Regions from separate parts of the Homo sapiens genome. Here region 1 is linked to region 2. A link is an interaction called in ENCODE POLR2A ChIA-PET data of the cell type or tissue named here. Cell type or tissue: GM12878. All regions are shown on one strand.

Region 1 (4,000 bases), 300 kb after region 2:
GCAGGACGAGGCCAAGTCAACCACAGCTGGGGCAGGGAGGACTGCCAGGGAGAGGAAGCAGCGTGCACGAAGGCACGGAGGTGTGAAATGACACTACCTGTTTGGGGAACTCCGCCTCAGTGGGGGTATCTGTAGGGTGAAACTGAGCCAAGCAGAGAAGCAGAGCTGGCTGGGAAGGGCAGGGGCCTCAGGTGGCGTGGCGCAGGGCCTCAGGTGCCAAACTGTGGCATTTAGGCTATCTCTGAAGGTGATGGGAAGCCACTGAAGAGAGCGGGAGTTCCCAGGTCGGCAGCTCTGAACCCCAGCCAGCCTAAGCCAGGTGAAGACCCAGGGCTGTGCCCTGTAGGTTTTGGTGGGAAGCGCAGACAGGCTTCCTCACTGAGGCTCAAGGCCAGTTCCCTGGGCCTTTTTCATCCTGCCAGCCACTCCCAGGGACATAGCAGCATCACGGGGGAACCCAGGTGGTGGATGTCAGGGAGTTGATGTCTATAAGAGAAAACAGCAAGGACTTGGGAATCGGGCAAAAGCTGGTTTCATTCCTTACATCTTTTTGCTCATTGGAAAAGCAGAGTCTATCACCTTTCTCAGACCTATTGATGGGTTAGTGAGATGCACCTAACCAGTCTGAAATTGTTCCTGATGCCCAGAGGGCGCTTAGATGACAGCCAGTGTGCTTCCAATGTTCAGACCAGGAAGAAGGACTGGAGGGGTGGAGGCGGCCCACACTGCTCTGTTAGGGGAGCCGAGTAGGGTCAGGGGCTGAACCAAACTCTTCTGGGAAGTGGAGGCTCCGGGCCCTGGATTTACCTGGAAGGTAGAGATGTGGCTGCCAGCCTGTCCCCCTCCACCCCGCCTCCCGCTGTGCATAGCTGGGTCTAGATGAACATAAGGATGCCCTGAAGCTCCTGGAGCTCTGGCCTTCCATGGTGGGCCCTATGGCTTCTTGGGGAGCCTACGGTGGGACACAGGGGAGACTCCAGCCCCGGGGCCCTCCCACCTGCTCCCGTGGGCAGACAGGAAAGTCAGTAGGGGTCCCCACGTGCATCCTGACCTGGTAGGTTCCAAGATTCCAGCCCTGCCCTCCTCCAGGTGGTAGCCTGATGTCCCCGCCAGCTCTGACCCCAACTCCCTGAAATCCACCACCTGGAGTCCCCCATGATGCTGCCAGTAGAAACCCTGACACCCAAGATAGCAGGAGAGTCATGAGTCTTGAGGGTGGCGGGTGGGGGGTCCTCAGCTGTGTTGTGTGACACTAGGCCTGGCACTGGCCTTTTCTGGGACTTCCTTCCTGGCCTCCAGAGGGATGGAGGGATGAGCTCAAAGTCACACCACTCGCTGGGCATGGCATAGTCAGAGCTGGGCCTCCTCTGAGTCTGGTGCTCTATCCATTCCCCATTGTCAGGTGTTCTAAGAGAAAGATCAAGGTGCCGTGGTTCACAGGAGACTGGGAACTTCGGTCAGGTTAAGGGCTAGGCTAGACGGAGGCCAAGACTGCCAAGCTCATGCTAGCTTCAGAAAGGCAGCTGACGCACTCCTTCCATGTTTAGAACCCGCAGGTTTCACTTCTCCTCTCACCAGTCCTTCCCTCGTGAATCAAGAGGTCCCAGAAGAGAAGCAGGGCACAGAATATGCACAGCCAGGCCTTGCCTAGCTGGCCCCAGGGTGGCTGTGACGGGGGGATGGCAGCCCAGGGGCTGGGCCAGGCTGGGCAAGTAGGCCAAGGACCAAAGGATGGAGGGGAAGGCCCCCGGCTGCTCCAGATGGGGCGGCTGTCCCATGACCCTCAAAGACCTTGTTAGCAAGAGATGGCACTTCTCAGAATCCCACCTCCCCCCCACCGGATACTGGTTACTGAATAACCAAGTTAGATAGGGAGGTTGACTAGCTATCTCTTAACTATTAGCTGACAGTCCAACCTACTCTTTCGAAGGAGCCTGATAATAACTTTATTGACCTTGTTGAGACTTTGCACTAGGAATGCTTCTGGGGTAAAAATCAAGAAATGGCATGTCCCAAAGCAGTGACAGATTAGAAACAAACAAACAAAACCCCCAAAAGACCGACTGCCACCACCACTGCAACAGCAAAAAACAAGAAACAGCCCAGCAGAGGGACGCTGCCCCCGAGAGATGTCAGAAACAGCCCCGGTTCCCCAGTGGCTCCCTAGTCACTCCCCAGTCCCAGGCTAGGCTGGCTGTGGCTGCAGGTGACTTTGGCACTTGTCCAGAGAAAATGGATTCAGTAGTCTCTTCTCGGACGTGACTGTTCTGAGACTAAGCAGATCTGAAAAGGATAGAGGGCTGGGCACAGTAAGAACCAAGCTAGGGTCAATGGTGACAGTGCCCACCCCCCCTCCCCCACAAGCCCTCCACCAGCACTGGGAGATACCCTGCTAGGAAAAGGCCAGCCAGGAACAGATACCACAGGTGCAGAGCCCTGAGCCAGGTCTTTAGCACACAAGACAGGACAAGACCCTCTTTGGGAGGCGCAAAGCTCTCCCAGGGCAGCAGCCAGCCCCTCAGGGAATCCTCTGTTTGCTGTCCTTCCTCCAGCTGGGACGTGGGCACATGCTCAGAGAGATCGAGATGACTCGGGGCTTGCCCTGAGAGCCTTCCTAGAGAAAGAAGCCATTGGCCAGGAGCCACGAGGAACTCAGGACATTTGAGAAGAGACTGGTGGCTCAGATGACAGTCTGTCTTAGGAAAGAGGAAAATACAGGATAGATTGTTTTGCTTTGGGAAGAAAGCTGAGTGGGGGACCCTGAATGGTCAGGCAGAATGAAGACAGCCTTCATGCTGCAGCAGGGACTCTGATCAGCAGCCGGAATAACAGGGAGGGTGGGAGTGTTGGTGGGGCTCAGAAGAGGCAGCCAACAGGTTTTAAGTTGGTGTCTCTTCTGAAGAAAGGTTGTGTAAATAGCACTGATGGAAGCGTGTTGATGATGGCAGAGCTGCAGTCCTGCTTAGAGGGGGAGGAGGATGGCCTTCCTTCTCCTGAGCAAGAAGCGTCCAGGGGACAAGACCTGAGCCAGAAGCCAACAGGAGAGCAGTGACACCGCCCCCCCACCCCACACACACACCAACTTAGTGTCTGTTAGTGACTCAGATAGGAGGTCCTGGGCTTCAGGGACTCTACCTCTGGTGTCTGTCCTCAATTCTGCTGTTACTTTGGGACTGTCAACCCTGACCCCAGCTCTCAGTTGATACAGAAGCTTGAATGGAAAAAACAAGGCCTTGGCCAACCATACAGACTATTTCGAAACCTTGCTGCTACCTTCTAGACCAGCCCACAGGGCCTGAGTCAGACAGCCCCACCCGAGGTCAATGAGGTGCACGCCAGTCCACTGTAGGGAGGGAGAGAGGAAACAGCAGGGTGGAAGAGGAAGCCCAAAAAGCAGCTGGGGGAGAAGCTGCTGTCACGAGGGGTGGGGGATGGGACCTCCACAGGCTCACATGCCCCTTCTGGGGGGCCGGAGTAGGGATCATGGGCTGAGACTCCAGGTTCTCCCCAGGAGCCCTCATTTCCTTTTCCAAGCAGCCTCTTCCCATCAAAGCTCATTTTAAACAGCCCTTTCTGCTGCCCTTACCATGCACCTCTTTGCAGTCAACAGGAAAGTAAGATTTGAGAGAGCTAGCCCATAGGACAGGGAAACAGACATCAGACTTCGAGCAAAATTGGCTGAGTCCTAATTTCTGGTTCTGCCACTTAATGTGACCTTGGGCAAGTTGTTGTACGTCTCTAAGCCTCAGTTCGATCTTCCTTTAAATAAGATCATATTCCCCTGCTGCACGAGAGTGTTATAAAGATTAAATGAGATATCCTGGATGTGGAAGTGTCTGGCACACAGCAGATTTTCTCTCAGTATGAATTTGAATGTCTTTCCCCTGCGTCCTCCTCAGAGTGGGCACCAGGATCCGGCAGTGAAAGCCCTTAGCTAACTCCACAGGGCAGAACCATCCATTCTAGCTCAGCTGTGGCCTTTTGCAGCTCACAGGGGAAG
Region 2 (4,000 bases):
AGCAAACAGATGTGCTGTGTGGTTAAATGACCGCATCAGGCTATGCAGTAACTGAGTTGAGATTTAAAATCCAGGTATTCAAACTCCAAATCGTGTGCTCTCCCCTCTCTCCCATGTACTACTTGTGAGCAGTTACTGAACTCACTTCATCTGCCTTCCCCCTTTTCTCTACTGTTCTTGAGTCATACACATCCTGGGGTCCAAGCACTGAGCTGCCAGGATTACCCTGGGAGCCACGAGACTGTTGCTGTATGAGAGAATCTCTGCTTTATCCGGTGAGTTTCCAAAAGAACCTCCTCTTGTAATAATACTTGTGTGTGTTTGGAGAGGCCTTAACATTTTTACAGATCTCTCCTCTCCTCGTTTGATGCCTACCCTGTGGGGTAGGAAAGCTTATCTAAAGAAGTTAAAGATTTGCCCGATGATAGAGTCAGAATGCAGACTAAATTTTCAGTTCAGGTTCTTCCCACTCAACCATGAAATGGATCAGTGCCTGGGAAAAGCAGAAAGTGGCACTATGGTTAAAAGACAGGGAAGCTGGCTTAGCTCAGGCCCGGTGAGAAGCCACTGGCCATATGAACCTTCATGGCCCCAGCTTTCTGTTCTCCTCCCACCCCACCCCACCCCACCCCATGTCATTTGCACTAGCAGGAGGCCCAATTGCTGGTTGTCTTCCTTCTTGTAAGGGGGACAGACCCGGTGCAGTCCTTCTTCATGAATGTAGATACCATTCACCAAGAGCCTTCTGTGTGCCAAGCACTGCCAGCTGTTAGCATTGGTTATCTCATTGAATCCTAACATAACCTTGTGAGGATAAAAGTCATCAGATTTCAGGACTCCTGGATCTTTGGTCTTGGCGGGGACCCTGGATGATGGAGCTCTACCTAGGTCAGGGAGGTGAGCCGTGGAAGCAGCACGACCAACCACTCCTGAGCACACCTGCTCCCTGAGCAAGACAGCTGCAGCCTCTGGGCCTGTCAGCATCAGTTGCAAGGCTGGGCTTGGTGCGGGAGGCCTTATGATGCCATAGAAAGGGCAGGGAATAGGCTTTGCCTGGTACAGAGGAAATCTGAGCATGGTTTCACTTTTCAGATTATAGCTCCAGCAGGATCACCCCCCTGACTATAGTCAGCAGCTGAGATGTTACCTCAGGTGCCAGTGAACCCAGCTGCTTCAAAAAGCAGGGACTATCCACCAGAAGAACCCCCATCCCACAAAGCCCAGCCAAGGACACAGCCTGGAACATCTGCCCACAGCACCTAGTAGTCCAGAGGCCCTGGCACGAAGCATCCGGTCCTAACTTCTCTGCTTGGAATGGCTGCATGTCTCCCACACCATTCTCAGGCCACCTCACCCAGCACATTCCAGGAATGACCAAGCCTAATGCCAGGGAAGGCAGAGGGTTAAGCCCCAGGGTCAACTTCACTGGAGCCAGAACACTCTTTGGTCACAGGGTGGAAGAGTTCTCTCAAAGACACTTCATTAGGAAGTTCCAGTTCCCAGGGTCCTGACCAGGCGGCTGCTACAGAGGACAGTCACACAGGACCCAGCCTATCTGTCTAGCCTCAAACCTGGAGAGATTCCTCCCACCCCATCCACCAGCCCAGCCCCAGGATTGGTAGCGTGGCTGTCATTCTCTCGGGGCTCACCTCCCTTGGGAAAAGCAGTGCAACTCTCCCACGCTACACTGCAGGCCTGAAGCTCTGCGGTCAAATCCACAAACACTTTTTTGAGCCCATGCTGTGTGCCAAGTTTATGTCACAGCTACTTTCTACGCCTATCTTTCCCTCTGTCCCTGCACAGGACCCCTTTCCGAATTTACCACAATGCCTTACGCATGCTGGAGCTCAGTTCATAATTAATTGAATTGTAGAGTGAAGACCACTTGACTGGAAACCTTTGGCAGCCCTGCCTCTTGCTGCGCCGCCTCTCAGCATTTACCTCCTGGCTCACAAGCTCCTGCCTGACACCAATACATCCAACAGCGGCTGACACCCACAGAATGTGGACCACCTGCCAGGTTCTTTACCAAGCACATTACCTGTGTTATCTCACTTAAACCTCATGACAATCTAGATGAGGAGATGGTACTATTTTTAGCCCCATTTTACAGATGAGGAAACTGAGTCACAGAAAGTTTTAGTGTCCAGTGATGGAGCTAGAGTGTGAACCAGGCTGTGCTCGTGACCCCGATCCTGTCCCCCCGAATGTACCAGACTTCACATCCTGAATGGGCCAAAGCAGCATATGCTGGCTCCTCTGTTTAAAATACCCCAGTCTACTGAACACTGATCTGTATGCCATTTATTATCTTATTGTATTCTAGCTATTATCATTTTTCTTTTTGATAGTTGAGAAAACAGAGTCCCAGAGAGATGAGCTAGCCGATGGTGACAAAGCCAGTTCTCACCAAGTCTATTTCTAGAGCATGATTCTATTTCCCACTGCCCAACACAGGGCCATGGCTGCATTTGCACCTCTGGCTATAGGGCTGTCAGGATCATGCCGGGAACTTCCGTGACCTTTAGGATAGTCTCAAGGGAGTGATCTGAACACTGCCTACTGTCCTGCTCTGTTCCTCCCCACACAACTGTGGATTCTGCCATCCAGTCTGCATGAGACAGAAACAAGTGCATTATAAACAGGGCTCACATTGCTTTTATTGAACTAGAGCTGGACTTGAGCATGAGCTCTCTGGTGGTCCCATGTGGGTAGAAGTTCTGAGCTTGTGATGTGTGGGAGATGAGACTGACAGAATGAACTAGACACATGGTGTGGAAAGTGCAAGATTCTCAGAGCTAAGAAACTAAAGAGGAGGCAGAAGAATGGTTTGAAGCAGGGTTTCTGGAGCTGCGAGGAAGGAGATCATTCGCTGATAGACCAGGAAAGGCTTGAAAGCCACTTGGAAAAGATGGAGAAGTTTGGAGTGAAGATGGGGCTCTGCTGAAGCAGATGGAAAGAGACAGACTGCCTTGGCATTTAGGTGGAAAATCATCACTGAAGACACTTATAAAACACCTATCCACACCAGGTGCTGTTCCAAGAGTTCATTGATTAAGAGAGAACATTTCAAATTTAGAACCCAGGAGTGGACCAGATAGGACAGTGAGGACCAAGAATGTAGGATTGCAGCTAAAAGTATCAGTAACACCATTCTAAAGAACTGGCCTGTAAGATGGGCTTACGCATGTAAATCTAGAGACTGTGCGCCTGGAACCTGGCTCCCTAGGTGGGGTTTGGGCTTTGAGGCAGCGAGAGCCTCACGTCTTCCCTACTGCTCGGTGCCCTCAGGTGGGCGGTTTGGGATGGGCCATGGTATGAGTATTTACATCACGGGGATCAGCAAATGCTACGAATCGGAGCTGCTCCCCTTCCCCGCCTCGAGAGACGTTTGCCGGCACATCAACCTAGAACTATGGTATATTTATGGGGTGCTCCCTAACCATTTAATGAAGCCGTCCAACAAGCTTTGATGCAGTAGCTACTTCGTCTAAGCTGCTGACTCTAAGGTATCATGTAAGGTGCTGGGGATAAAGCAATGAGCAAGACAGACGCAGACCCTGTCCTCTGGAGTTAACAGTATAGCAGGGGAAACAGAAATAAGGTTGACACAAATGCTAACACAGTTAATTCAATTGTGAGTAATGCCACAAAGGAGACAGGCAGAGTCCGGAAGCCACCTCACCCTCTATCCCTGACCTGCAGCTCCACTCTCTGGGTTCTTAATGGAAAGGCAAAGCACCACTGCCCTCACTGTCTTCTCACTGCTCATGCCTCCAGCCCAGCTTTTCCTTATCAGTAATGGGCAACAACTTTAGCACCTCCGCGTCCCTGGTTCTCGGAGAGAATCTTTCAGCCTTAGGGAAGTGAGCCAACACCTTAGCAGAGCAGTCTTCGCAAAGCCAACCTCCTCCCCCACCCGCACCTGGCCAGGCCTAGCTCCTGCCCCTCTTCCGCTCCTCAGGACACCATGGTTTCCATGGGAACCCACTCACTTCAA

The links. Peaks named below come from ENCODE experiments on the same cell type or tissue, not always from the same donor. Only the 100,000 strongest peaks of a DNase experiment are listed, where the experiment ranks them.
Region 1: POLR2A ChIA-PET joins it to region 2 with 7 read pairs; 2 of 35 experiments call an interaction of 5 or more read pairs at or near these places.

What each region holds. Positions count from the first base shown.
Region 1 is chr11:125,070,207-125,074,206 of GRCh38, reverse strand. The region is part of intron 1 of SLC37A2 (solute carrier family 37 member 2); the gene reads right to left. Among named protein-coding and RNA genes, the nearest start is that of SLC37A2, 8.9 kb to the right of the region's middle. RefSeq lists enhancers at 1,187-1,356, 1,417-1,716. In GM12878, no CTCF peak of the experiment used is centred here; DNase peaks (open chromatin) are centred at 1,556 and 3,246; H3K27ac peaks cover 2,422 bases.
Region 2 is chr11:125,371,568-125,375,567 of GRCh38, reverse strand. All of the region lies in intron 5 of PKNOX2 (PBX/knotted 1 homeobox 2), which reads right to left. Among named protein-coding and RNA genes, the nearest start is that of PKNOX2-AS1, 110 kb to the right of the region's middle. RefSeq lists an enhancer at 2,777-3,656. In GM12878, a CTCF peak has its summit at 3,710; a DNase peak (open chromatin) is centred at 1,607.